6 separate regions of the Homo sapiens genome follow, and all the other regions are linked to region 1. A link is a contact called in ENCODE Hi-C or POLR2A ChIA-PET data. All regions are on one chromosome and are shown on one strand. Each heading gives the region's core, a stretch centred on a gene start or an enhancer-like site at or near the end of the contact. The rest is flanking DNA. Distances are from core to core; before and after follow the strand shown.

What was found. A loop is a pair of places that touch in the nucleus more often than their neighbours do. ChIA-PET counts read pairs that join two places held with the same protein, here RNA polymerase II (POLR2A). Pooled maps may share reads with other maps.
Region 2: a map of naive thymus-derived CD4-positive, alpha-beta T cell shows a loop between it and region 1 (5-fold over the local background). The contact joins the promoter of PNRC2 here to the promoter of SYF2 in region 1. A Hi-C loop is called at or near these places in 1 of 168 maps with a recorded cell type or tissue (naive thymus-derived CD4-positive, alpha-beta T cell), 1 of 37 single-sample maps with no recorded cell type and 10 of 50 pooled maps. POLR2A ChIA-PET finds 5 or more read pairs at or near these places in 5 of 52 experiments (CD4-positive, alpha-beta T cell, activated CD4-positive, alpha-beta memory T cell, activated naive CD4-positive, alpha-beta T cell and 2 more).
Region 3: a loop to region 1 is called in a pooled map, with 15 times the contacts of the local background. The contact joins the promoter of SRSF10 here to the promoter of SYF2 in region 1. A Hi-C loop is called at or near these places in 1 of 168 maps with a recorded cell type or tissue (CD4-positive, alpha-beta memory T cell), 2 of 37 single-sample maps with no recorded cell type and 9 of 50 pooled maps. POLR2A ChIA-PET finds 5 or more read pairs at or near these places in 2 of 52 experiments (CD4-positive, alpha-beta T cell and naive thymus-derived CD8-positive, alpha-beta T cell).
Region 4: a pooled map of heart left ventricle shows a loop between it and region 1 (6-fold over the local background). The contact joins the promoter of DHDDS here to the promoter of SYF2 in region 1. A Hi-C loop is called at or near these places in 1 of 37 single-sample maps with no recorded cell type and 9 of 50 pooled maps. POLR2A ChIA-PET finds 5 or more read pairs at or near these places in 1 of 52 experiments (naive thymus-derived CD4-positive, alpha-beta T cell).
Region 5: a pooled map shows a loop between it and region 1 (3-fold over the local background). The contact joins the promoter of IFNLR1 here to the promoter of SYF2 in region 1. A Hi-C loop is called at or near these places in 4 of 37 single-sample maps with no recorded cell type and 5 of 50 pooled maps. POLR2A ChIA-PET finds 5 or more read pairs at or near these places in 1 of 52 experiments (CD8-positive, alpha-beta T cell).
Region 6: a pooled map shows a loop between it and region 1 (4-fold over the local background). The contact joins the enhancer-like site here to the promoter of SYF2 in region 1. A Hi-C loop is called at or near these places in 4 of 37 single-sample maps with no recorded cell type and 5 of 50 pooled maps.

What each region holds. Positions count from the first base shown.
Region 1 is chr1:25,230,184-25,234,343 of GRCh38, forward strand. SYF2 (SYF2 pre-mRNA splicing factor) reads right to left here and starts at 2,319. Exons shown (of 7, transcript NM_015484.5): 1 at 2,261-2,319; 2 at 1,921-2,028. The coding sequence starts at 2,284. It overlaps LOC124903881 (a long non-coding RNA gene), which reads left to right and starts at 2,406. Exons shown (of 2, transcript XR_007065555.1): 1 at 2,406-2,496. RefSeq lists enhancers at 2,137-2,286, 2,429-3,342, 2,527-2,776.
Region 2 is chr1:23,957,767-23,961,926 of GRCh38, forward strand. PNRC2 (proline rich nuclear receptor coactivator 2) reads left to right here and starts at 2,062. Exons shown (of 3, transcript NM_017761.4): 1 at 2,062-2,232; 2 at 3,163-3,368; 3 at 3,674-4,160. The coding sequence starts at 3,692. The coding sequence ends at 4,111. LOC124903877 (a long non-coding RNA gene) reads right to left here and starts at 348. Exons shown (of 4, transcript XR_007065541.1): 1 at 336-348. RefSeq lists enhancers at 292-920, 1,099-1,158, 2,059-2,328 and silencers at 1,239-1,338, 1,749-1,858.
Region 3 is chr1:23,978,488-23,982,647 of GRCh38, forward strand. SRSF10 (serine and arginine rich splicing factor 10) reads right to left here and starts at 1,840. Exons shown (of 6, transcript NM_054016.4): 1 at 1,704-1,840; 2 at 226-330. The coding sequence starts at 1,768. RefSeq lists enhancers at 1,067-2,057, 1,295-1,344, 1,775-2,104, 2,058-3,048, 2,115-2,164.
Region 4 is chr1:26,430,118-26,434,277 of GRCh38, forward strand. DHDDS (dehydrodolichyl diphosphate synthase subunit) reads left to right here and starts at 2,204. Exons shown (of 9, transcript NM_205861.3): 1 at 2,204-2,259; 2 at 2,774-2,891. The coding sequence starts at 2,829. It overlaps LOC124903883 (a long non-coding RNA gene), which reads right to left and starts at 2,120. Exons shown (of 2, transcript XR_007065557.1): 1 at 1,856-2,120; 2 at 638-1,001. RefSeq lists enhancers at 1,423-1,959, 1,744-1,803, 1,874-1,933, 1,960-2,496, 2,034-2,523 and 1 more.
Region 5 is chr1:24,185,373-24,189,532 of GRCh38, forward strand. It overlaps IFNLR1 (interferon lambda receptor 1), which reads right to left and starts at 1,917. Exons shown (of 7, transcript NM_170743.4): 1 at 1,819-1,917. The coding sequence starts at 1,876. RefSeq lists a silencer at 1,690-2,179.
Region 6 is chr1:24,201,181-24,205,340 of GRCh38, forward strand. It overlaps LINC02800 (long intergenic non-protein coding RNA 2800), which reads left to right. Exons shown (of 3, transcript NR_027087.2): 2 at 1,284-1,419. Among named protein-coding and RNA genes, the nearest start is that of LINC02800, 3.0 kb to the left of the region's middle. Within about 2 kb of position 2,396, at least 5 of the 41 ENCODE cell types and tissues checked have a DNase peak (open chromatin) inside an H3K27ac peak, as active enhancers do.

The sequences.
Region 1 (4,160 bases), core at 1,069-3,568:
CTTAATGCCTCTAATGCTTTCCAAGTTCCCCTCCTTTTAAATATTTTCACAGTTTGCATTGACAAATGAAAAATGAAAGGAATTTTCCATTTGAAGTATCATTGAAGAGTCTTTTTTTTTTTTTGGAGCTGGGGTAGCAGGGAGAAGAGTCTATTTTTAAATAAACTTAATTGCATAAAGCAAAATGAGTGTATCGTCTTAAGGAAAACTTGAGTTAGACATTCCTTAGGTCATAAGCTGGTGGCAGTTTGTCCAGGAAGCCCCGCCTCCTAATTTCCAGACATGTGTTCCTTACACAATCACTCTAAATATTTAAGCATGTCTTTTTAATTGTTTATTAGATTAACTTTCCCTCGGCAAAGAGAGATACTCCTCCCAACTACCATCCCTAGTATATTCTTGGCCCTGGAAAAGCCCTGCAATTAAAGACGCCAAGAACATACCTACGGTCAACAAAGTTGAGTCTGTTGCACAGAAGAGAGCAAACCACGGGGAACCGTGGGCATTTGAGTGACAGGGTGTTAGGAAGGGCTTGTTCCAGGATTTGGGTTTGTATCAGGTGACTGAGGGGAGGGTTAAGGATGTGGATTGGGTACTGTCAGAAAGCAGGGGCTTTCTACAATTAGGTATCTTAGATTTTTTTTTTTTTTTTTTTTGAGATGGAGTCTCGCTCTGTCGCCCAGGCTGGAGTGCAGTGGTGTGATCTCGACTCACTGTAAGCTCCGACTCTCGGGCTCATGCCATTCTCCTGCCTCAGCCTCCCGTGTAGCCCGCCAGCACGCCCGGCTAATTTTTTCTATTTTTAGTAGAGACGGGGTTTCACCGTGTTAGCCAGGATGGTCTTGATCTCCTGACCTTGTGATCCGCCCTCCTCGGCCTCCCAAAGTGCTGGGATTACAGGCGTGAGCCACCGCACCCGGCCCAGTATCTTACATTTTTATATAGGAGGCAGAAGTAACGGAGTGAGACTAATGCTGTATTTGTTAATAACAGTCACTGGTGTTAGTCAGAAGAAAGAAATATGTGGTCATTCTTGTAATTTGAAAAGTCTTCTTTGTTTTGTCTCACTACAACAGTCAGAGTGATTTTGGGATTTTGTGAAACCATGGCCTAGCTGTCAGGTCACTCCATGGTGAAACAGGGGCTGCTTTTCTCTTTCTCTGCTCCAACTGCAGCAAGCTATTTGCTGGACTCTTATCCCTAATACAAATTCTCTTTCTTTGAATTTGTTCCCTTTGCTTGGATATCTCTTTCTCTAACTCCTTTAGTTGTCTGGCTTTCAAACAGTAGTTTAGGTGTCACCTACTACATGAGGCACCCCCTGGAGACCCACAAACTGCATTCCTCTCTCCTCCTCTGCACCTCCAGGGCACTTAAACATCAGATTCCCTATCAACTGGCTGAACTACCACACTGTAGACTTTCAAAAGTTTGCCATTTTTTTTATTTTCTTTTTATTCTTTTCCCCCAGAAGTCCCAAAAACAGATGATTATTTTCTTTTCACTCAAACAGATTCTGACAGAAGATTATTATTTTTTAAAGTGAACCAGGTCTCTTACTGACACTAGACAAGTTTCTTCCTGTCTCTAGCTCTACATATTTCCCTAGGTAAAATGAAGAATTTGTTGGAATCACGGAGCAGGGAGGTTGTTAGTAATGGAGACTCCCAAACCTAACCCAGATACATTAAATTGGATGTGGGTGGGAGAGGGGCTGGAGTGAACAGTTATATTTTCAAATGTTCTCAGAATGATCCCAATGTGCTGCCAGGGTTGAGTACCACCGAACAGAGCTTTCCTCTCAGATGATCCTGCTCTGTTGGTCTGTCAGACGCAGTGGTGTGGCTTCCTCGTCCCCTCTACAAAAGCGCACAGGCTTGGCCAGATGACGGATCTAAGCCGGCCTCCAAGACTACTCACCCGCATCAGGTGCAGCTCCCGGAATTTGCGCAGTCTCTGTTCGCGCTTCTGAGCGGCCAGCTCCGCCGCCGCAGCGAGGGACCCCTCCTCCGCGCTGTCCACCAGCACCTGCGACAAGGAGAACTGGCTTCAGGCAGAGCCGGCTCAGCTTCTCCCAGGACTGCCCAGGCCGAGTCCCCGCCGGTCCCCACAGGCTGGGCCTAGGGCCTCCACCGCCGACTTGACCCCACAGTGTCTGAGCCTCCCTGAAGCGAAACTAGACTTCGCCTCCACCTCTCTCCAGGCCGCTCCCCGGAACCCTCACCAACAAAACCCCCGGTGTACGGTGGGTGGAACTCACCTCGGATGCAGCTATAGCCGCCATCACAACCTTTCTCTCTTCCCACTTCCGGCAACAAGATAGAGCACTTCCGTCAACCTTCAGACAAACGGGCCGATACGTACGAATGGGCTACCATAAGCCCCGCCCCTTCCGGGAGGTCTCCGGAAGTTGGGACCCTTTTAGCTATGAAATATTTTGGATTGCGTAGGGTCTTGCGCAGCCGCGAAAAGTAGCGTGGGCCAGGACAGCGGGAGGTAAGTCGCCAAGAAAAGGGTTGGGAAGAGCTCAGAATCGGACGGCTAGGAAGAAATGACCAAAAGGAGCCTGATAGCCCCCTATTCTGCACGCTGTTCCTGGAAACCGCCTTTGCAAAGACAGTGAGAGAAATCTAACATGGCTCACTCCATCTTGCTTCTAGCCTCGCAGGCCGGCTGTCTTCGCTCATTCCTGGGCATAAACCAAGCTAACCATGGGAGAATTTATAGTTTAACTTTTAAGCAAGGATGATCATAGTCCCTTCCTTAAACAGGGCCCCTCCTTGTTTGGGGGCTGAAACTGCCTTTATAAAACTAATGAAAGACCGGGAGGTTAGGATTATGAGGGGAGAATTCTGCTAAAATGTAGTAAACGATAACCAGCCATTGTTTCGGAGGACATCGGATGTGTAACTTCCCCAATTATTCCTGTAGATAACGTTATCGTAGCACCTAAGATTGGTCTTTTGAGGCATTTTTCAGACTTTCGCATTCTGGCAACTAACTGACCCCACCCAGACTCGTGACCCATGACCCAACCGCTTCTTCTGTCCCACTCCTCCCCCAAGAGGCGGACTCAGCTGTTGAGGAGTGTAGTCCACACCCCTGTGATTGCATCTCCAACCAATCAGCAGCATCCATTCCCTAGTGCCCTGCCCACACCAAACTATGAAATACCCTAACCTCTGAGCTGACCCTTCAGGAAAACTTACTTGAGTGGTAACCCTTCTTCCCTGAGGCCAGCCTCAGGTTAATACAACTGTATACTGCAGTAGCACTTTTCAGTGAATTGGTTTTGTCTGCAGTAAGCAGGAAAAACCTGCAGTGCCATTCATTCCCATGAGTGGAAAGTTCTTTCCATTTAGAGCTTAAGGTGTTGTCACTTTCTCCAAGAAGCAGGTCTTGCCCTTGGCCTGGTGTGGTGGTTCATGGCTGCAATCCCAGCACATTGCGGGGCGGAGGCGGGAGGATTGCTTGAGCCCAGGAGTTCAAGACCAGCCTGGACAACAAAGTAAGAATCAGTCTCTAAATTAAAAAATAAAAGTAATTTTTTTTTGTTTTTTTGTTTTGAGACAGAGTCTTGCACTATCACCCAGGCTGGAGTGCAGTGGCACCGATCTCGGCTTACTGCAACGTCCGGCTCCCGGGTTCAGACGATTCTCCTGCCTCAGCTTCCCGAGTAGCTGGGATTACGGGTGCCTGCCACCATGCCCAGCTAATTTTTGTATTTTTAGTAGAGATAGGGTTTCACCATGTTGGCCAGGCTGGTCTCGAACTCCTGACCTCATGATCTGCCCACCTCAGCCTCCCAAAGTGCCGGGATTACAGGCATGAGCCACTGTGCCTGGCCATAAAAATAAATTTTTAAAAATAGAAGCAGGTCTTCCCTGACTACCCTGTCTCACTTTTAGTACTGTCATTTGACACTATTTTAATTCTCTCCAATTGCATAAGTTTTATTTTTGTCTGTTGATTTTCTATTTTTCTCATCAGCGTTATTACTGGAGAACAGCAGAGTCCACCCATCTTGTTTACTCTTACATGCTCAGCAGAGAGGCAATGCCAGAATTACTAACAGTGCTAAAGTTACTAAGATAAGTAAGGTGCTGGATATAAGAGGAATATATGAAAATTATTTTTTTCTGCACTAACAACTACTAGTT
Region 2 (4,160 bases), core at 812-3,311, 1.3 Mb before region 1:
CTGGGCTCGGGTGATTCTCCCACCTTAGTCTCTCAGGTAGCTGGGACTACAGGCGTGTGCCACCATGCCCAGCTAATTGTTATTTGTAGAGATGGGGTTTTGCCATGTTGCCCAGGCTGGTCTCAAACTCCCGCGCTCAAGTGATCCTCCTGCCTCGGCCTCCCAAATTGCTGAGATTACAGGTGTGAGCCATGCCCTGCCATGAAAAGACTAACTCTAGACTGCAATGGCTTTGAATAATTTTCTAAACGTTTAGAGTTTAGATTTTATTCCGTATCACAATTTGGAGCCACGGAAGTGTTTTTTTGTTTGTTTTTTGTTTTTTAAAGTGACACCATTAAAAATTCATTAAATACAGCTGGCTATTATCTGGCTAGACGTCTAAGCAAACTTCTTGAATGTTTGGAAAACAGATTACACTTTCACTAAGACACCTGTTGGTTTACCACATACTTCTTATTTGAATATGATTAGCATCAGAAAGTCCCTATGCTCAAAAATACCTCTTTTATCAAATTAGATTAACAAACTGCATCCCGTAAGATGCAGTAACTTTTCTTAAGATCCAATGGCTAGAATATAGGAATTTGGGTTGGATTGGGAAGTGGGGGATAACGGTGGCAAAAAATTGAAGATTAAAAAACGAAATACAGGCCGGGTGTGGTGGCTCACGCCTGTAATCCCAGCACTTTGAGTGGCTGAGACGGGCGGATCACGTGAGGTTAGGAGTTTGAGACCAGCCTGGCCAACATGATGAAATCCTGTCTCTACTAAAAATACAAAAATTAGGAGGGTGTGGTGGCAGGCGCCTGTAATCCCAACTACTCAGGAGGCTGAGGCAGGAGAATCGCTTGAGCCCAGGAGGCGGAGGTTGCAGTGAGCCGAGATTGTGCCACTGCACTCCAGCCTGGGCGACAGAAGGAGACTCCGTCTCAAAAATAACGAATTACATGAGATTTATAAAAAGTTGGTAAATATAAATTCTGTAACGTAAACTTGGGTATATATGTGTATACACGAACAAACTGTGAATGAGACTGATTTTGTACCGTTTGGCCCAGAATTATTCACGCTCATTGAAATTAGTGCTCTTTTAAAAGATTCACATTGGGTTACTTATACATTTACTCCAAAGAAATTGCCATTTTCCCCTTACCTGCATCTGGCTGGCATAATCAACTGAACAATATTCTCTTTCTTCCCCTTTTTCACTTACAAGTGGGGCAGAAAGGGGAGGAGAGCAGTCCTCATTCTTTCAGCAAACTTACTGTGCACTTACAACGCGCGAAGGCGCTGTGCTCAGAGAAACAAAACCTAACCGGTTGTGGCCCTCGAGGGTGTGTGGGTGGGGAGAGCTGCAGCCACAGGAAACGGTAACACGGCGCGTAAAGGGCTCTAATTGAACTTAAGGACCAATGGGGCCACCAAGCAGGAAGTGACTGACTTGCCCGCGTGTGTCTGAACCGCCTTCACAGGGAGGCAACTTTTGAGTAATTGCGGGGCTGGAGGGTGGGGGCACTGGAGGGAACCGCGGGGAGGCGCCGGCTTCGGACGCGGAGTTGTGGGTGTGGGAGAGAGGCGACCCAGAAGCCGAGGCCCGAGGCGGGAGGGGGCTGCGCCCTGGCAAGAGGCTTTCCGGAGTATCTTCCATCTGTCAATACAGGCTACAGGACTCAGTGGCCCTAATTCGAGAACCAAACGTCCCCCGCCGGTCAGTCTTTTCCCCCAGGGCAGTCCCAAGGGCGGCGAGCCCGCGCGCACGAGAGCCGAGCGGTAGGAAGAGCCGAGAGCTAGCGGCCGGGGCCTCGGCGGGCCAGGGGCGCGGAGAGGCCGCCGGAGAAAGGACTAAGACACCGGTGGACCGAGCAGTTACTCCCGGCATGCTCCTCCTCCCCGGGCAGATTTCAAACCCTCTGCAGCCCCACCTCCGCGCCTTCGCCCCCGGCCAGCCCCAGCAACAGGCGGCGGCCCGCTTCTCATTGGCCAGGCCCGCGCTGTCGTGTTTTGATTGGCCGCGGAGCCTCCCGGCCCTGCTTCTGCAGTCGCTGCCGACTCCATTTTGTCGGTAGAGGCAGAAGGAGAAGGTCGGGTTGTAGAAGCTGGGGTGGCCGGCAGCTCGCTCATCGGTGTTCGTGGGCTTTGTCGGTCCGTGCCTCGTCTCTCCCTGGAAAGGGAGGGAGGCTTCGACGTCGAGAGGGAGCCGCTGCCGCGTTAGTTCCGAGCTTGAAGTCAGTAAGTAGCGGCTGCGCTAAGGGCGCGGCCATGTTGGTGGCCGCGCTCCCCATTGTTGGAGGAAGGAGGCGAGCGGAGGCGAGATCCGGGTAACCCGGGCGGGCGCGGGCGGTCACGGGCGGTCGCAGCGCCGCGACCCCTGCGGCTCCGGAGAGATGGGGCCACTGGGAAGCCAAGCCCTTGTGGCGTCGGAGGAGGCGTTTTCCGGGTTCGAGTTGGGAATTACTCACAGTCCGGAAATGGCAATTTATTTAGGGTTGTTTATCTGTTTGGAAAGCTCTCTTACCCCTTTGAAAGGAGGGGGCTTAACTATTTGGTAACTTATTTTCTTGGAACATCAAATTAAAACCAAACCTTGAAAGTTAAGCTGTTCCCTCTAGGGAGACATTTTTATATATTTAAGATGGGCTTAGACTGTTAGGGCTTGTGAGAACTTATTTTAAGACGGGGAGGAGGCGAGAGCGTTCATAACCAAAGGAAACACTGCGTGATGTCTACATGTTCCAAGAGACTGAAAATGGATGTGACATGTGTGGAAAGATTGGAAAATTCTGGTGGGAGTTTAAAAACACGGTCTCTTTAGAAAATCCGCCTGAAGCCAATTTTTTGATATGACTCAACATTTAACACTTCCTTGATTTTATACGCGAGAGAATCTGAAGGTCTTTCCCAGGAAAAAGATAAAGATAAAACTTATTGCGGGACTTGGAGACACTTACAAAAATTCCCCAGGAGTGACTGGATCTCAAGGGTGAAGAGTTTTTTTAAATGGTCGTGGTTATAAGGTCAAAGAAAGCCATCTTACGAGAAATTTTCTACCTTTTAGTTCAGGAAGTAGCCTTCTTTACAGTCAACGATTTTCGTAGTAAATCTAAATGATCACTTTCTCAACGTGTTTTTGAAATAATGAAGTAATCTTTACTTTTCTAGCTAGGACTTCTCTCAAACTTGTGTGCTGAGGAGACTCAGATGTTGGCCTCAGCTCCTAGGCTGAACTCAGCAGATCGGCCCATGAAAACTTCTGTATTGAGACAAAGGAAGGGATCTGTCAGAAAGCAACACTTGTTATCTTGGGCTTGGCAGCAAGGAAGAGGACAGGTAGTGGAGATCCTGCAATCTGAAAAGCAGACTGAAAGGTAATCATCATAATGGGCAAACATTTTATGATGGAACCATCCTAAACCAATTGTTTTTATTTTAAAATAGATTATGTAGATTTGTGGGTAAGCTCATTTTTCTTAGGGAAGGTATAACAATAAAGGTTGTGCATATATTGAAGTCTGAACGGCTTGCTTTTTTGAGTTTAAAGCAGCTGAATAGCCTGTTATTGAGTCTTGTCCAAAATATCTGGAGTTATAAGTTGGAGCCATAGAAGCTTCTTAAAGATTTTGAACTTTTCTTAATGGAATTTTACTCAATATTTGTTTCCATTCACTTGTAGGTGACAAAGAAGCTGAAGATGGGTGGTGGAGAGAGGTATAACATTCCAGCCCCTCAATCTAGAAATGTTAGTAAGAACCAACAACAGCTTAACAGACAGAAGACCAAGGAACAGAATTCCCAGATGAAGATTGTTCATAAGAAAAAAGAAAGAGGACATGGTTATAACTCATCAGCAGCTGCCTGGCAGGCCATGCAAAATGGGGGGAAGAACAAAAATTTTCCAAATAATCAAAGTTGGAATTCTAGCTTATCAGGTCCCAGGTTACTTTTTAAATCTCAAGCTAATCAGAACTATGCTGGTGCCAAATTTAGTGAGCCGCCATCACCAAGTGTTCTTCCCAAACCACCAAGCCACTGGGTCCCTGTTTCCTTTAATCCTTCAGATAAGGAAATAATGACATTTCAACTTAAAACCTTACTTAAAGTACAGGTATAAAATAAGACAAATGTTTAAATTTAGTTATGTTCACGGATAGTTGTCAATT
Region 3 (4,160 bases), core at 590-3,089, 1.3 Mb before region 1:
TCGATATGAGTTTCAGAAGCATGAATGGGAATTTATATATTTTACCATTTTTGGATTAACTTTAATAACGAGAGCAATGTGTGAGTCAGAATTAATTTTCAAAAATTTGAAGACAGACATTTATTAGAGGACAAAAAGAACTACTTTTTAGATGTTACCACTTACATAAACTTGAATTTCAAACTTCAACACCCCTCACTAATCAGCCATCTGAAGAAAGGATATTGAACATAAGCAAATCCTCTTGGACGGCGAGTGTAGAAATCAAGTGGAACATACACATCAACTATAGGACCATAACGACCAAATTCACGCCGCAAGTCTTCAGACCTAAAACATCATAAAAAGACCTCAAATTTTTATGTCCAAGTCCTTAAGATGTATAGGCAATATATCTTTTTGATGAAGGAAAGCTAGGATCCAAGAATTTGGAAGATAAAAATGCAGTTTACATTAACAGGACAACAGCAGACATATGTATGGTACAAGGGAATGACCACAACTTATTTTTATCTACAGCCGTCATTTTTCATAAAAGGTACAGCAGCATTAGGTTGTATATAAGCCTTGTTTTTTTTTTTTTTTTTACTTTTACAGCATCAAATCGACTCTAGCACTCTGAAAAATACCAAGCACTTATTTTTACTCCCCAATTTTAGCGACAGATTTACACACTTAACAGTAGATAAATATGGTCTGAAAAAGTCACAAATATCGAACTTCTTAAATAGTTAAGTGTCAAGATGACGTAAAGAGAAAATTTCTCTAGATGCTAACGTAACTATTAGAAATTATGGAAAGAATTATTTATGGAAAGAATTATTGCTTTCTTTCCTTCTTAAATTTAAGACAAAAGCAAATCACAAAGCTAGCAAAAAACCCCCACGAAACACCAAAAACCCAAACCACTTATTTTCTGTGTGTAGATTCATTATTTGTGAAATAAAAAGCCTCATCTTGTAGTAAGAACTCTTCCAAAATAATCTGAAGGCAACTCGAAACAAGGGAATGGTGAGAACAAAGCCTATTTAAGGTACGTCTGAATTAATCTAACTTAGCTGTCAACGTCCTAATGACTGACGCTTCCCAAACCTCCCTTTTCAAAGGGTGACCAGAATTTCCAGGAAATAAGAAAAACTACTCGCAACATTTAACTGGAAAAATCTAACTCCCCAAATCTCAACGCTCCCTTTCTCCAAACACCTCCAACTGATTAAAACCCCCAAATATTAACAACGGCAACAACAACAAAGATAAATGGTAGCAACATTCCTCTCCCTCGATCCCGTTATTTCATCTCACTATTTTTTGGCTGGGGAAAAAAAAAAATCTCTGGGCCAAGGGGGCGTGAACCTCGAAGAATGTGAACTTCAAATCAATGGGGGGCGGCCGTCGGGTCGCGGAAAGGCCGCGGCGGGGGGCTGCTCGCGCCGGCAGGAAGCAGGGAGAAAGGGGCTGCAAACTGCGGAGGGGGAGGGGGACCGAAAAACCCCGCCACGCGGCCCGGCGAAGGCAGAGGCGCCGCCCTCGCTCCCACGCGGCGGCTGAGGCCCGCTGCGCGGCCTAGTTCGGCGCCAAAGCGGGCGCGGGACCCGCCATCTTCACTCCGTCCCCTCCCCCGGCCCAGTGCCGCCACCACCAGGGTCCTCTCCAGGCGCCTGCGGCCTCCCCGCCTAGGCCCGGAGTACCTGCCTTGTACCTACCTGGTGTCGTCGGCCACGTTCCTGACGAACAGAGACGTGTTGGGGGGACGCAGGTAGCGGGACATGGCGGCGGCGTGTCTCGGCCGGGCGCACTAACGGGCTCAGCAAACCGTCCGCGGCTCAGGCGGCCGAGCCTCAGACACACACAGCTAGAGGGCTCTGCTACGGCAACCGACTCTTCTCGCGAGACTTCACTCCCGCCTCCACTTCCCCCTCCTACCTCCGCGCAAAGTCGGGCGCAACGGTTCTTTCCCGCGAGAACACCAGGCGTCCGCCTGCGCATGCGGAGGGCTGGCGCACGCGCCTCAGCGTCGGTGTCATTCGTTGGCTTCTTGCGGTGCCTCTTACCCTCCCCCAAGCCTGTTCTTTCTTTCTTTAGGTCTTCATTTCCCGCCGTTTTCTACCTTACACTCCACTTCATCTCCACCCCCAAATCAGGAAGCAGATGTTTTAGTCTCTAGGCCAAACTTTGCGGTTACTACTAAATGGACAGATTTTTAAACTATTTAGTTCAGAGAGGCTGCCTTAAATTTCCCGGTTGGTCCAAGTTAATGTCCTGCTTTTATTTTGCCTTAAATTTCCCGTTTGGTCCAGGTTATGCCCTGACCTGCGAAAGAAGGATTTACAGCTTGTATTGAGTGTGTAAAGGAAGGAGGTGTGTGCCCTTGCGCAGAGCTGGGCCTGTCTCTCCAGTGTTTTCAGCCTGCCTTTGCCCCTCACCCACACCCTAGCCATCTCCACTTAGTCACGCATTTGGCTCCCAACCTGGGTGGGACCAAACCTCACACTGTAGGTTCATGACTGTGGTCATTTGTAGTGTATTCTTTGTTGCTGACGGCTTCCTGGGTATGCATCGGACCTGTATTGCAGCAGTTCTCAAACTTTTTGGTCTCAGAACGCCTTTATATTCTTGTGTATTACGGAAGATTCCAAAGAGCTTTTTTTAAAAAAAGTGTGGGTTATACCTATTAATAAATAGTTAATGAGAACTTAAAATAGAGGAAACTTCGGCTGGGCTCGGTGGCTCACGCCTGTAATCCCTCCCTGTACTTTGGGAGGCCGAGGCGGGCAGATCACGAGGTCAAGAGTTTGAGACCAGCCTGACCAACACAGTGAAACCCCATCTCTACTAAAAATACAAAAATTAGCCAGGCGTAGTGGCGCGCGCCTGTAATCCCAGCTACTTGGGAGGCTGGGGCAGAAGAATCGCTTGAACTCGGGAGGCAGAGGTTGCAGTGAGCCGAGATTGCACCACTGCATTCCAGCCTGGGCGACAGGGTGAGACTCCGTCTCAAAAAAGAAAAAAAAAAAAAATAGAGAAAACTTTGACACACTCCACTACCCTTTATCACACATCATGTACCCTCTGGAAAACTCCACGTTTGTAAGAGAATGAGCATGAAAATAGCAAATAATCTTTAGTATGGTTTTGATTTTGGAGGCCCTTTTGAGAGCCATTTCCTGCTCGATAAGAGTCAACTTCTGGAGATGAGAGACTTCAGTTGGAATGCCTCCAGCGTGTGGCACAGTGCCAAGCAGGTAGCAGGGACTCAAGTACTGTTAAATTAAATGAACTTTTATTTAATAAAAAGTCATAAAGGCATTATTTTTGTGTCAATCAGCATCTAAGACAATTAAGTGATTCGATACAGGTGATGATAGTTTGTAGCACTCTGTAGCAGAGCTATTCTAAATTTTTGTTTCCCAAGATTTGCATGCTTAATTTATTAAAATGTTGGGCCAGGCAAGGTGGCCCCAAAATCCCAGCATTTTGGGAGGGTGATGTGAAAAACAAAACAAAACAAAAAAAAGTTTGATTCCCTGTTATGTGTCAGACATTGTGCTAGAAGCTTGAAATTCAGTAATGAAAAACATACAGCTTATATTTCTAGGGCGATGGCAATGAGAAAATAAAGTAAATGCAGGTTTGTTATATGAAAGAAACAGTAATGTGATAGGTTTTTTCTTGTTTTTGATTTTTACTTATTTTTATTTTATTTTATTTTTTGAGATGTAGTCTTGCTCTGTTGACCAGGCGTGAATGCAGTGGCTGGATCTTGGCTTACTGCAGCCTCCGCCTCCTGGGTTCAAGCGATTCACCTACGTCAGCCTCCCGAGTAGCTGGGACTACAGGCTCCTGCCACCATGCCTGGCTAATTTTTCTGTTTTCAGTAGAGATGGGTTTTCACCATGTTGGCCAGGCTGGTCTCAAACTCCTGACCTAATTGATCCGCCTGCCTTGGCCTTCCAAAGTGCTGAAATTACAGGTGTGAGCCACTGTGCCCCCGGCCTTGTTTTTAATTTTTAAAACAGGTTTGCCTAGGAAGGCCTTGCTGAGCAAGTGTCTCCCCTGCCCCTCTCAGTTAAATACTTTCAGTGGCAAGAAAACAGAGTCCTGCAAATTACCTTAAGTAATGGAGGAAATTTACACTGTCTGGTGCTACTCCAGCCACTCAT
Region 4 (4,160 bases), core at 954-3,453, 1.2 Mb after region 1:
AGGCCAGAGGAGATTCACTGACTAGCTATAAATGCAACATTTTCTTTGAGCCAAAGTTTGCTAGCTTTTTAATGAACATCGAGTTTTTTTATATACATCACAAGTCATCAAGCAAGAACACTGAATTTTAAACATCTATTCCCACTAAGGGAAGGAGGATTTTAAAAAGGAAAAAAAAAAAACTTGATTGGAGGCAAACCAAGTATATTAACACCGTGCAAGGAAACAGGGAAACTGGTTTAAATCCTCAAGCCTGACATTATAAGAGTAAGGGTAAGAAGTTTCATAATCTACTCCAGGGACTTTGTGGCTCCTTAATTGTACCAAAAGTCAAAGCTGACAGTAGAACCTCATGAAGCAGCAAACTACTAGTGGACTTCATTAAATTGTCTTGCTGCAAAATGAAGTAACTTGGACTGAAATTTACTCCCCAGGCTGCAAAGCAGGAAGGATGGAAAAGCTCAACACTATTCATTTCTACTCATCTCTAGGGCTTTCTTTCATCATGTTGCTGTGTTAAAATAACCCCTTTCATTAGAAAGAGTGGAAGACATAATCAATTAGAAAGTGCCAATAAAACATCTCTTCCTTGCCTCATTTCTTTAATAATATTGTAAAATGAAATGCGACAAAAAGGTTCTTTGACAATTGTGAATTTTTATTCCACTCAAAACATAATACTACATAAAGTTGTATTATGCTTTGCAAGAAATACTGGTTGTGGCCGGGCGCGGTGGCTCACGCCTGTAATTCCAGCACTTTGGAAGGTCTAGGCAGGCAGATAACGAGGTCAAGAGATCAAAACCATCCTGGCCAAAATGGTGAAACCCTGTCTCTACTAAAAATACAAAAATTAGCCAGGCTTGGTGGCACGCGCCTGTAGTCCCAGCTACTCAGGAGGATGAAGCAGGAGAAACGCTTGAACCCGGGAGGCGGAGGCTGCAGTGAGCCGAGATCGCGCCACTGCACTCCAGCCTGGGCGACATAGCCAGACTCCGTCTCTAAATAAATAAATAAATAAATAAATAAATAAAAATAATACTGGTTGTATAAGAATCTGTAAAGAATTTTTTCCTCCTCTTTCAATTTTGAGAAAATTGAACTACAAATTTGTTTTGTGAGCCTAGAATTCTTGCAACCCTTTTTTTCGTAAAGGTTCAGTAGAGCTAATGCCCTTAACTTTTCTACCAGGGTTAATTTCTGTTATTTTCATTTATGTACTGCCAAAGCGAGCACCTTTCTGTTATTTTAGAAGTCATGCTTTTTTTTTTTTTCTTTTTTCAGACAGAGTTTCGCTCCTGTTGCCCAGGCTGGAGTGCAGTGGCCTGATCTTGGCTCACCGCAACCTCCGCCTCCCGGGTTCAAGCGATTCTCTTGCCTCACCCTCCCGAGTAACTGGGATAACAGGCGCCCGCCACCACGCCCGGCTCATTTTCTGTATTTTTAGTACAGACGGGGTTTCACGATGTTGGTCAGGCTGGTCTCAAACTCCTGACCTCAGGTGATCCGTTCGCCTCGGCCTCCCAAAGTGCTGGGATTACAGGCGTGAGCCACCGCGCCTGGCCTAGAAGTCATTCTTATGGCAGAAATCTTTCTGGCCTTACCCCTTCTCTTGAGTTCGTTGGGATAGGTCTTGGGAATCCACAAATCCTAAAATATGCGTGCCTTAAGTCGGCACAAAATAGATTAATATTCTGCGCGTCTGTAAGATTGGCTGCGGCTAGAAACTCCTTCCCAGACGATTAAATCCACTAAATAAAATACGAAACGGTAACGAGATAATTTTTAAGAGTATGCACCAGTGCTCTAATGAAGCCCGGTTCTGCGGCATTCCAAGGTAAGGACGCTGCCTTACCCAGTCTCTCAGCAGTCCTAAGCTGCCTTCGACGGCCGAGAAGCGCCTCGATTCTTGCCCCTGGCTCATTTCCCTGGCGCGTTTTCCAGACGCCTCCGCTCCCAACGCTGGGCTCAACCCTGTCTTCCCCAGCTGGTCTCCCAGCACGTGGCCTGGAGCCCAGCCTCCCGCCCCGCTCGGTCACGTGAGCCTGGCTCTCACCCGCGCCGGCTTCCACACCCCGCGGGACTGAGAACCGCCCTCCCACTAGCTCGCAGGCGCAGGCGCAGGGCAGGGTCCCCTCAGTTTGGGTGACGGAAGGGGCGTGTCGCAGCGCCCAAAGATGACGTGTTCTGCCAGCGCCACGTCATGAGGAAGTGCCGGCCCACTGAAGCCGTGGGGACGCGCCCAGCGGAGCTAATCAGGTGCCACTGAACTGAAGGGGTGAACTAGAGGAGAAGAGGGTGACTGGGCGGGGAGCAGCTGCGGGAGAAGCAAAGGGACGACTGAGGGAATAATCAGGAGACCACTGAGGCGTGAAGTACTAGGCGTGCGATAACTGAAGGAGTTAGTAACTGGGAGCACAGAGTTGGAAACAGCTTAGGGGAAGATGGAGAAGGAAGAAACGGGGAATGATCAAGATGTGGGCACCATGATGTGGCAGGAAACCGACTTAGATGTTCAGAAGAAGTCAGTGCAGATACGGAGGAAATGGGAATGGGAAGAAGTCTGCAAAGCCAGGAGAACCGAGGAAAGGCTTTTGCCTCCAGAGGTCACATTGCGTTATAAAACTCTGGGTGGTAAAAGATTATAGGCTTAGACCAGTGTCTTTGGATTCTAATGCTGGCTGCTCTCCATAGTCCATCTGATTCCCCAGAAGTCAGTTATAGCTCTTCGCAAACCTTGGTGACTTCTTATTTTCTTTCTTGTTTATCCAAGATTACCTGGCTGGTGTTTGCTTGTTCTGGAGTGATCTTCTGACTGGAAAAGAACTATGTCATGGATCAAGGAAGGAGAGCTGTCACTTTGGGAGCGGTTCTGTGCCAACATCATAAAGGTGAGCAATGGCCCAGAGCACCGGTTGGCCTTCTGGTCAGTTGGATAATCTTATATAAAAACCTGTTATTAAAGTTGATGATGTTAAGTGCAATTCATGATGTTAAGTGGAATTTAGCAAGGAAACCAAAGAGTCTTAGAATGGTAACTTCCAGGTCTACATTTCTGGTAGACTTTTGTCCTAACTCTGATATTTTCTGGAAGCCCAGGCCTCTTAATGTCACTGGGCAGCCTAGACTGCTAAGTATTCTTTATAGAGAACTGAAATTTGTTTCCCTGGAACATTGATCCATTGTTCCATGTACTGTCTTCTTGATTTAAATAGGTTAATCTTTGATATATTCTTTGATCTGTCAGTAGAGCTGGGCCCGGTCACTCACGCCTGTAATCCCAGCAATTTGGGAGGCTGAGGTGGGCAGATTGTTTGAGCTCAGGAGTTGAGACCAGCCTGGGCAACATGGCAAAACCCCGATTCTCCAAAAAATTAAAAAAATAGCAGGGCTTGGTGGTGTGCACCTGTAGTCCCAGCTACTCGGAAGGCTGAAGTGGGAGAATTTCTTGAGCCCAGGTCAAAGCTGCAGTGAGTCATGATTGTGCCACCACACTCCAGCCTGGGTGACAGAACGGGACTGTCTCAAAAAAAAGAGTTCAGAACAAGACTCTGTCTCAAAAAAAAAAAAAAAAAAAGAGTTTGGGCTCTAGACGCAGACAAACATGGGTGAAATTCCTGTTCTTTTTTTTATTTTGAGATGGAGTCTCGCTCTGTCGCCCAGGCTGGAGTGCAATGGCGCAATCTTGGCTTACTGCAACCTTCATCTGCCAAGTTCAAGCAATTCTCTTGCCTTAGCCTCCCAAGTAGCTGGGGTTACAGGCATATGCTACCACACATGGCTAATTTTTATATTTTTAGTAGAGATGGGATTCTCATATTGGCCAGGCTGGTCTCGAACTCCTGACCTCAGGTGATCCACCTATCTCAGCCTCCCAAAGTGCTGGGATTATAGGACTGAGCCACTGCACCTGGCCTGAAAGTCCAGTTCTATCATTTAGTAATCATGTGACTTTAACAACTGTAGAATTATCATGAGAATTTATGAGACATTAATATAAAGCAGTTAGCATAATGTCTAGCAGTTCTTAATTATTATTAGGATTGTCTTTCAGACATTTGAAGACTATTATCTCCTATCTTCCCCAAATCTTCCCTCAGCTTTTTCTCTAGGAATCACAGCAATATTATATCTGCCTAAGACAGGTTTGAGATTGGGGC
Region 5 (4,160 bases), core at 667-3,166, 1.0 Mb before region 1:
CCAGGGGTTTCAAAGAAGAACACAACTTCATTCCTGCCCTATAGGAGCTCATGGTCCCATGGAGAATTCAGGGTCCTGAAGTGTCCCATGTGCCATGATGGAAATCCATACGGGTTGCAAAATGGCATCAGGGAGGGAGGGTCCAGTTCTGTGGATGGCTGTCCCCAGCCTCGGCTGCCTACCCATCACCTTCTAGACCCAAAAGTGGGTGCCTGCTTCCACCTCATCCTGTGTCCTCTAGCTGGGACTGTATCACCACGAGGCTAGTGCTATTACTACTCCCAGCTTCTGGACTTCCTAACGGGTGACCAGCAGGAGACCAGGCTGTCTGCAAGCCACTTGTAAGGTATCCTATGGGCAGGACAGTCCCCAGATTCGAGCTAGGTCACATGAGAAAAACAGCAGTTAGAGCAACTTTCCTCTATGAAGCCTTCAAAGGATGCCAGGCACTAGTTTGGCTCTTTACATGTAAAACCTCAATCACCCTTGGGACAGACCACCCTATGGGGTAGGTGTCATTCATTCTGCTTCCATGGAAAGGGCGCTAGGCTCAGAGACAGATGCTAACTAACTTGCCTGAGGCTACACAGTCAGTTTGTGTGGGAGCCAGTATTTGAACTTAGATCTGGCTGTACTTACTCCTAAATCATCACACCATAGTTAGTGTTGTGTATATTAAATACTTATCAGGTGAAAGTACAAGAAGGTCTGGGTTTGACAGTGAAAGGGGAACAGAAGACCCCACCCTCCCTCCACACACAGGTACACGGTCCCTCATCAGCCACAGAGAACGCTGCTGTGGGCACTGGGGGCTGGAGCATCCCTGGCTGGCCTAGTGACCCAGTGGATGGACAGCCTGTCCCACGTGCCTACCCTGGAGGCAAAAGCTAGCCAGGCTTGCTTTAGCCCCTCTTCTCTCTTCTGTGTGCCTCACCTCTGCCATCCTTCTTGAGGAATTCCCTGAATTGCTCTGAGCCTCAGTTTTCCCATCGGAAAAGTAAAAATAATATCTACCTCCGAGGATGGCTGGGTCGTGAGGCTTCCAGAATAATGCGGTGCCTGGCACAAAGAAGTTGCTGAATAAATATAGGCTTTTATGATGATTGGATTATGCCCAGGGACCTTTACAGCTCTTTAAACTGTGAGTCCAAGACTAGGAAAATATCCTGGGGGCGATTTCTGGACCTTCTCTTCCCTGCTTCGGTTGGAGTCGTGGGCGGTGAGGTTTGGTGGTTGGGTCCTACGGCGAGGAATTTTGTACCTGACACCTTACTCATCAGTAGAGGTGGGAAAACAACAACAACAACAACAACAACAAAACAACAACAAAACAACAACCACCACCAAAAGAAAGCCGTCTTGTTAGAAAGCAGGGCACAGGCGACCAGAGCTCCGTCCCACCAGAGGCCTGGCAGGAACGGGAAGGGACATCAATCGGTCCCACTTTCCCTGCTGTCCACACTTTAGGGTCAAGTGTGGTTTTCACGCAGGGATCAGTGCTTTCTTTAGGAAACATTAAAAAGCACTTTATTAAAAAATATGCAGTATCAAACTGCCGCTGTCTTTTTTCTCCAGTTCTCCTGAAGCTGGAAGCATTAGGAAACTGGATTCGTTTCCTGCGGGAGAGGAATATCAAAGACCCGGTTCTGTTCAGTCCTGGGAAGAAGCAAACTGGGGGCGCGTAGGCAGGGCCGATTCGCACCCGGCTCGGGTGGCTGCGGACCCCGTGCCTGTCCCAGGAGCTCCGGGTCCGAGGGTAGGCGCGGCCCGGCCCGGGGAGCCCTCTTCCCCCTCCCTCCCGCGGCCCCGCGCCCTTACCTGGAGCGGCCTGCAGCAGGCACAGGAGCAGGGGGCCCCAGCGCTCGGGCCCCGCCATGGCCTTCCTGCCGCGGCGTCCCCGCCCGGGCCCAGGTCCCCGCCTCCCGCCTCCCGCCTCCCGTCTCCTAGCCCACCGCGGGCAGGTGACGCAGTCGGCAGCCAATGGCCCGCAGAGCCGCGGGCCCGTCCCTGCCGCCTAGGATTCACTGAGAAGGTCCCTGGGGACAGCCCCGCCGCGGGGGGAGGGGGGGGGGGGAGCGCGCCGGTCCCCGCGCTCGAAACTCGCCCGTACCTCTGCTTCATCTGCACTTAGTTTTGTTTTACTCAATTCCCGGAAAAAAAAATCAGTAAATCCGTGCACGGGGGAAGGGCAGGGGAGGGGAAGAAACCGGCTGATGATCAATAACCCACGGCCAGTCCAGTGCTCCAGGACGGGCCATTTTGGCAGGATTAGGGAGAGTTCAAGGCCGGTTTGGCTACGCGGCCTCAATGCCATTGGCGGGATCCGAGCGCGTTTCTGAGCCGGATGCTGAGCTCCGCGCCTTACACACGCGATTCCCTTTAATGCCCCCGGGGATCCCGGCGGATCCGTGCTGCCCTTCTCCACGTACTTCTCTCCCGGGGAGCGGCAGGCCCCAGAGCTTCAGGTGCTTGTTCTGGGGAAAGCTGTCTTTCTGACCCCGAAGGCTGTGGTGTTCACCTGGACAGCAGTAGCTTCCCAGTAAGGCACACGCCACGACGCGCAATATTATGCGGCCCTTTAGGAGGACGTTGCCGAATGGTGTGTATCGACACCGAGGTGTTTGCAACACACTGAGAAACAGAAAAGCGAGTGCTAAAACATAGGCCCATTAAAAAAGTGTGTGTGTAGCCGGGCGCGGTGGCTCACGCCTGTAATCCCAGCACTTTGGGAGGGTGAGGCGGGTGGATCGCCTGAGGTCAGGAGTTGGAGACAAGCCTGGCCAACATGGTGAAACCCCGTCTCTACTAAAAATACAGAAAATCAGCCGGGCGTGGTGGCATTCACCTGTAATCCCAGCTATCAGGGAGGCTGAGGCAGGAGAATCGCTTGAACCCAGGAGGCGGAGGTTGCAGTGAGCCGAGATCGCGCCACTGCACTCCAGCCTGGGCGACAGAGTGAAACTCAGTTTCAAAAAAAAAAAAAAAAGTGTGTGTGTGTGTGTGTGTGTGTGTGTGTGAGTCTGTCTGTATGCATAGAAAGATATTTGGAATAATAATTACCAAAATATTAATGGTTGTTGTCTTTGGGTGATGAGGATTTTCTTTTTCAACTTTCTTCTTTTCTGATCATATTTCGTTTCCAATTTTTTGATAATTATTTGAAACTGGGATCAGCTTTGGTCCCATCAGTTTTTGGAAGAGAAAATGATTTTCACAGAGCTTGGTGGGTCCAAAAGTTGCTCTGAGTTTAACCGCGGGGGAAATTTCTTTTGGAAATTTCAGGATGCTTCTGGGACTAGCATCAAGGCTTCTGCTTAATCAGGATTTTTTTTCTTTTTTTTTTTTTAGACAAAAGCTCTGTCGCCCAGGCTGGAATGCAATAGTGTGATCTTGGCTCACTGCAACCCCGCCTCCTGGGTTCAAGCTATTTTCTCACTTCAGCCTCCCAAGTAGTTGGGATTACAGGCACCTGCCATCATGCTCAGCTAATTTTTGTAGAGATGGGGTTTCACCATGTTGGGCAGGCTGGTCTTGAACTCCTGACCTCAGGTGACCTCAGCCTCCCAAAGTGCTGGGATTACAGGCATGAGCCACTGTGCCTGGCCTTAATTAGGATCTCTTAACAAAGCCCTGCTCACAGAGGACGCAATTCCACCTCAAAGGCGCAGGGTGGAGGAGGATGGAAGAGCAGCAGGCACGGTCAGTGTTGGTATCTTGGGATCTCTGAAATGTTGACTGTTGACTTTCTTTTCTCCTTCCTTCCTTCCTTTCTCTCTCTTTCTTTCTTTCTTTCTTTCTTTCTTTCTTTCTTTCTTTCTTTCTTTCCTTCCTTCCTTCCTTCCTTCCTTCCTTCCTTCCTTCTTTTTTCTCTCTCTTTCCTTCTTTCTTGCTTTCTTATTTTCTTGCTTTCTTTTTTTTTGACAAGAGTCTCACTCTGTCACCCAGGCTGGAGTGCAGTAGCGTGATCATGGTTCACTGCAACCTCTACCTACTGGTTCAAGCGATTCTCATGCCGCAGCCTGCCAAGTAGCTGGGACTACAGGCGTAAGCCACCATGCCCAGCTAATTTGTGTATTTTTAGTAAAGACGGGGTTTCGCCATGTTGGCCAGGCTAATCTCGAACTCCTGGCCTCAAGTGATCTGCCCACCTCGGCCTTCCA
Region 6 (4,160 bases), core at 1,146-3,645, 1.0 Mb before region 1:
CTAGATCAGAGATGAAAACATAACTCACACGCATGCGGCCACATCCCTTCCAGTGCCGCTGGCAGATATCACAAATTCATCACAGCACTCAGGAATCCTCTCAACCCAGAGCTCTAGGCAGCCTCTACCAACCAAGTGGAGATGATACAAAAACGAAAACTCTCCATCATCCTGAACTGGTTGAGATACCCAAGAATGCGGTTAAAACCATGGGCTTGGGCCGGGCGCCGTGGCTCACGCCTGTAATCCCAGCATTTTGGGAGGCTGAGGCAGGCAGATCACAAGGTCAGAAGATTAAGACCATCCTGGCTAACATGGTGAAACCCTGTCTCTACTAAAAATACAAAAAATTAGCCGGGCGTGGTGGCGGGTGCCTGTAGTCCCAGCTACTTGGGAGGCTGAGGCAGGAGAATGGCGTGAACCCTGGAGGTGGAGCTTGCAGTGAGCCGAGATCGCGCCACTGCACTCCAGCCTGGGCGACAGAGTGAGACTCCGTCTCAAAAAACAACAACAACAACAAAAAACCATGGGCTTTTGGGCTAGAGAGGCCTGGGCTGCACAGCTAATCTTGCTACCAGCTAACTTGAAACCTCAGAAAAAAACTGTTTCTCAGTTTCTTCATCTGAAAAATTGGATTAGTAATAGTTCCTATTTCATAGGGCTGTTGTGAACATTGAGATCATCCAATAAAATTATTTAGCACAGTGCCTGGGACACAGTCAACCATCAATAAAAGTGGCAGCAGCAGCAGTAATAGTTGTTGGATGGTGTTACTCCAGCTTGAACATTCCAGATACATCCGTCTTACATTCTGTTTCTGACATTGGACAAATAGTGTAATGTTGGGGCTGTCCAGCAGGAGGCACTGCTGACATGTACTTCTCTATTGCCCACAGAGGTCCAGGAAGTGGGAGGCAGTTTTCCCTGGAGCAGTGTTCTCTGATGATTGCCCTGGCAGAGGCCTAGACTTTTCTTCCTGGTACAATAAACCAAGCTCTTGGCTCCTCCCAGACAGCAGTGTCTCAGCTTTCTTCCTGGGACTGGTCCTCTCTTCTCAGATCCAGTTCCTGGCCTCCTCCTGCTTATAGCCTCCAGCCAAGCTGCTGAATCTGGCAACCCAGGCCCTGGCCAACCTTTCCTTCTTGTCCAGGCCCCTAGCGGCCGCCAACTTCCCCAAAGCCAGCAGGCACGTGCAGGACATGCCAGCTTGGAATAGGTTTCCTGCGCCCTCTCTCTTCCCCCTCAACTCTGTAAAATCCCTTTTTTTGATTCCTCCTCTTCAGAGATGGAGCCGGGCAGGACTAACCCTGCTGTGCAGATGGAATAAAAGGCAGGGACCTGTTCCACGATGCTCCCAAGCTCAGATCACAGCGAGCTAAAGGGAACCTGGGAGGTGGGTCTCCTAAGCCTCAGGCACAGGTGAGTCACTCGCCACTCAGACCACACTCATCTTTCAGACTCAGGTGTTCACTGGGGGCTCAGTGGGCATCTTCTGTCTTTCGGCCCTGTGCTGGGCACAGGGCTTGACTAAGATGGAGGGAGACCGTGCTGAGCCTCGGGAGGCTGAGACACGGGCTGGGCCTCGAGACGGGGAGATGGGGGCTGAGCCTCAGGAGGCTGAGATGGGGCTCGGCTGGGGGATGGCTGCTGTGGATCATAACAGATAGACAGTTCTACCTACCCTGTGATAGGGGATGGGCAGCCAGGGTGCTGTCAGAGGACAGATTTCTGGATGCTTGTGGAGACCCATGAAACCACAGGCTCCCTAAAGCACGTGTCTTTTTAAAAGGGTCCATCTTGGATCCATCTTTCCCCACACTCACCGTTGAACATGATTCTCCAGCCCTCTATAGCCTCAATATCCCTCTCTTGGCCAAATAGAATCTCTTTCCTGATTCCCCCATCCCCCGCCAGGGCATACATCCCCACCTCCCACACACCCCTGCTGCCCACACATCCCTGCTGCCCACACACCCCTGCTGCCCACACACCCCTGCTGCCCACACACCCCTGCTGCTTAGCATCAGGTGAACTTCTGGGAAGGCCCTGGAAAGGGCCCAGCAGGTGGGGGAGCAGCCTCTGAACCACCTCCCTTTCTTCCCCGTGCCCTCCTGCCTCAGCCACCATCTCCTTCCATGTACCCCTCCCTTCATTCTTCCTCTTGGCGTGGCATCCACAGCCTACAGAATATCTGTCCCTAGCCCTTATCACTGTCCACTCCCAGCCTGGGTTTTGCATAAGGAAGATGCCAGGACTTATTGCTTGATAAACTCCAGCGTGCCTTTGCCTCCCTCCCTCCCTCCTTCCCTCCCTCCTGCCTACGAAATCTGCAATCTTTGGCATGTGTTTGTTACACGGAATGCCACCAGTGGGTCATCAGCTGTCACTGTGAACAAACAAGAAAAAGAAAATGCAAAGCAGGCCGCTGCTTGGTGTGCCGGTGCCCCAAACCACAATGGCACACCTGGTGGTTTTCGGTGGAAGGCGGCCTGGGTTCAGCCCACGTGTTGGCCTGGGGACATCGCATGAGTCAGCTGAGGTGGATAGTCGTTCTTATTTATGGTGATTAAAAATACCTCTGTTTTTCCTTTACATAAAAACAATACACATTAGCTGTAGAATAATTAGAACTAGAAACTTTGGCTGCAACAAACAAAAACCAAAGACGTACCTGTAACGCGCCCCCCCGCCGCCCCGACCCCCACCCACTCACGCACCTAGAAATGATCACTGTGAGCTGCTTGGGAGGTGCTCGCAGACCACATGCCTTTTTTTTTTTTTTTCACTTATACAAAATGAGCTCATACTGTACATATTGTTTTATAACCTGCCTTTTTTGTTGAACAATATATTGTGAGTAAAAACTGCTAACATTTCATTAGACTTACTGTGGGCCTGCCCTGTGCCAAGCACTTTGTTTGTACATCAAGGATGTCATTTAGTCAACCCTAAGAGGTCAACTATTTACTGCCCCCATTTTACAGAGAGGACATCGAAGGGTCAAGTACTCTGTCGAGACCAAGAGGCAGTAAGAGGTGGGAATCCCTGGCCTGGGAGGCGGAAGGCTCCAGCTTCTCAGTGACTGACAAGTCGCTCTCTGGTTCGGGGCCTCGGGCTTCTCATCTGTAAAGTAAGGGGTGCTGGGGCTGGGCCAGAACAGCCTTCTGCACTGGGGAGGGGGCAGCAGACCCCACTCCCACTTACAGAGGCCACCCCCTCTGAGGCCTGCCTTCCTCCTCATTCTGAGTCTGACTCCCACTAAGCCTCGTGCCGAGCACTGTTCTGAGTACTAATGAGGTATGTATTCTTTCTTTCTTTTTAATTTTTTTAGAGAGTGGGTCTTGCTTTGTTGCCCAGGCTAGAGTACAGTGGTGCAGTCACAGCTCACTGCAGGCTCAGCCTCCTGGGCTCAAGTAATCCTTCCACCTCGGCCTCCTGAGTAGCTCAAAATACATGCATGCTCCACCATGCTCAGCTGATTTTCTTTGAGATGGAACCTTCCTCTGTCACCCAGGCTGGAGGGTGGTGGCATGATCTCTGCTCACTGAAACCTCCACCTCCCAGTTCAAGGGATTCTCCTGCCTCCCGAGTAGCTGGGATTACAGGCCGGCACCACCACACCTGGCTACTTTTTGTATTTTTAGTAGAGGTGGGGTTTCACCATGTTGGCCAGGCTAGTCTTGAACTCCTGACCTCAAATGATCTGCCTGCCTTGGCCTCCCAAAGTGCTGCGATTACAGATGTGAGCCACTGCACCCAGCCCCAGCTAACTTTTTTTTATTTTTGTAGAAACAGGGTCTTGCTATGTTGCCCAGGTTGGTCTTGAACTCCTGGCCTCAAGCAAGTCTCTCACCTTGGCCTCCCAAAACTCTGGGATTACAGGCATGAGCCACTGCACCTGGCCGGTAGGTGTTATTTCTATCCCCTTTGTACACAAGAGGAAACTGAGGCACAGAGAGCTAACGTAACTTGCCCAGCGTCACTCCATTAATAGGGGCAGAGTGAGGACCCAAACTTAAACTTTTCTGACCCCAGAGCTTGTGTTCTTAACCATTACCAGTTGCTTTGCAGCGTTGCTCTCCCCACAGGAAGAAAAACATTTTGATATATGTGTTCCTATGACTTAGGAAACATATGTATCGATATTTAACTGAAATAAA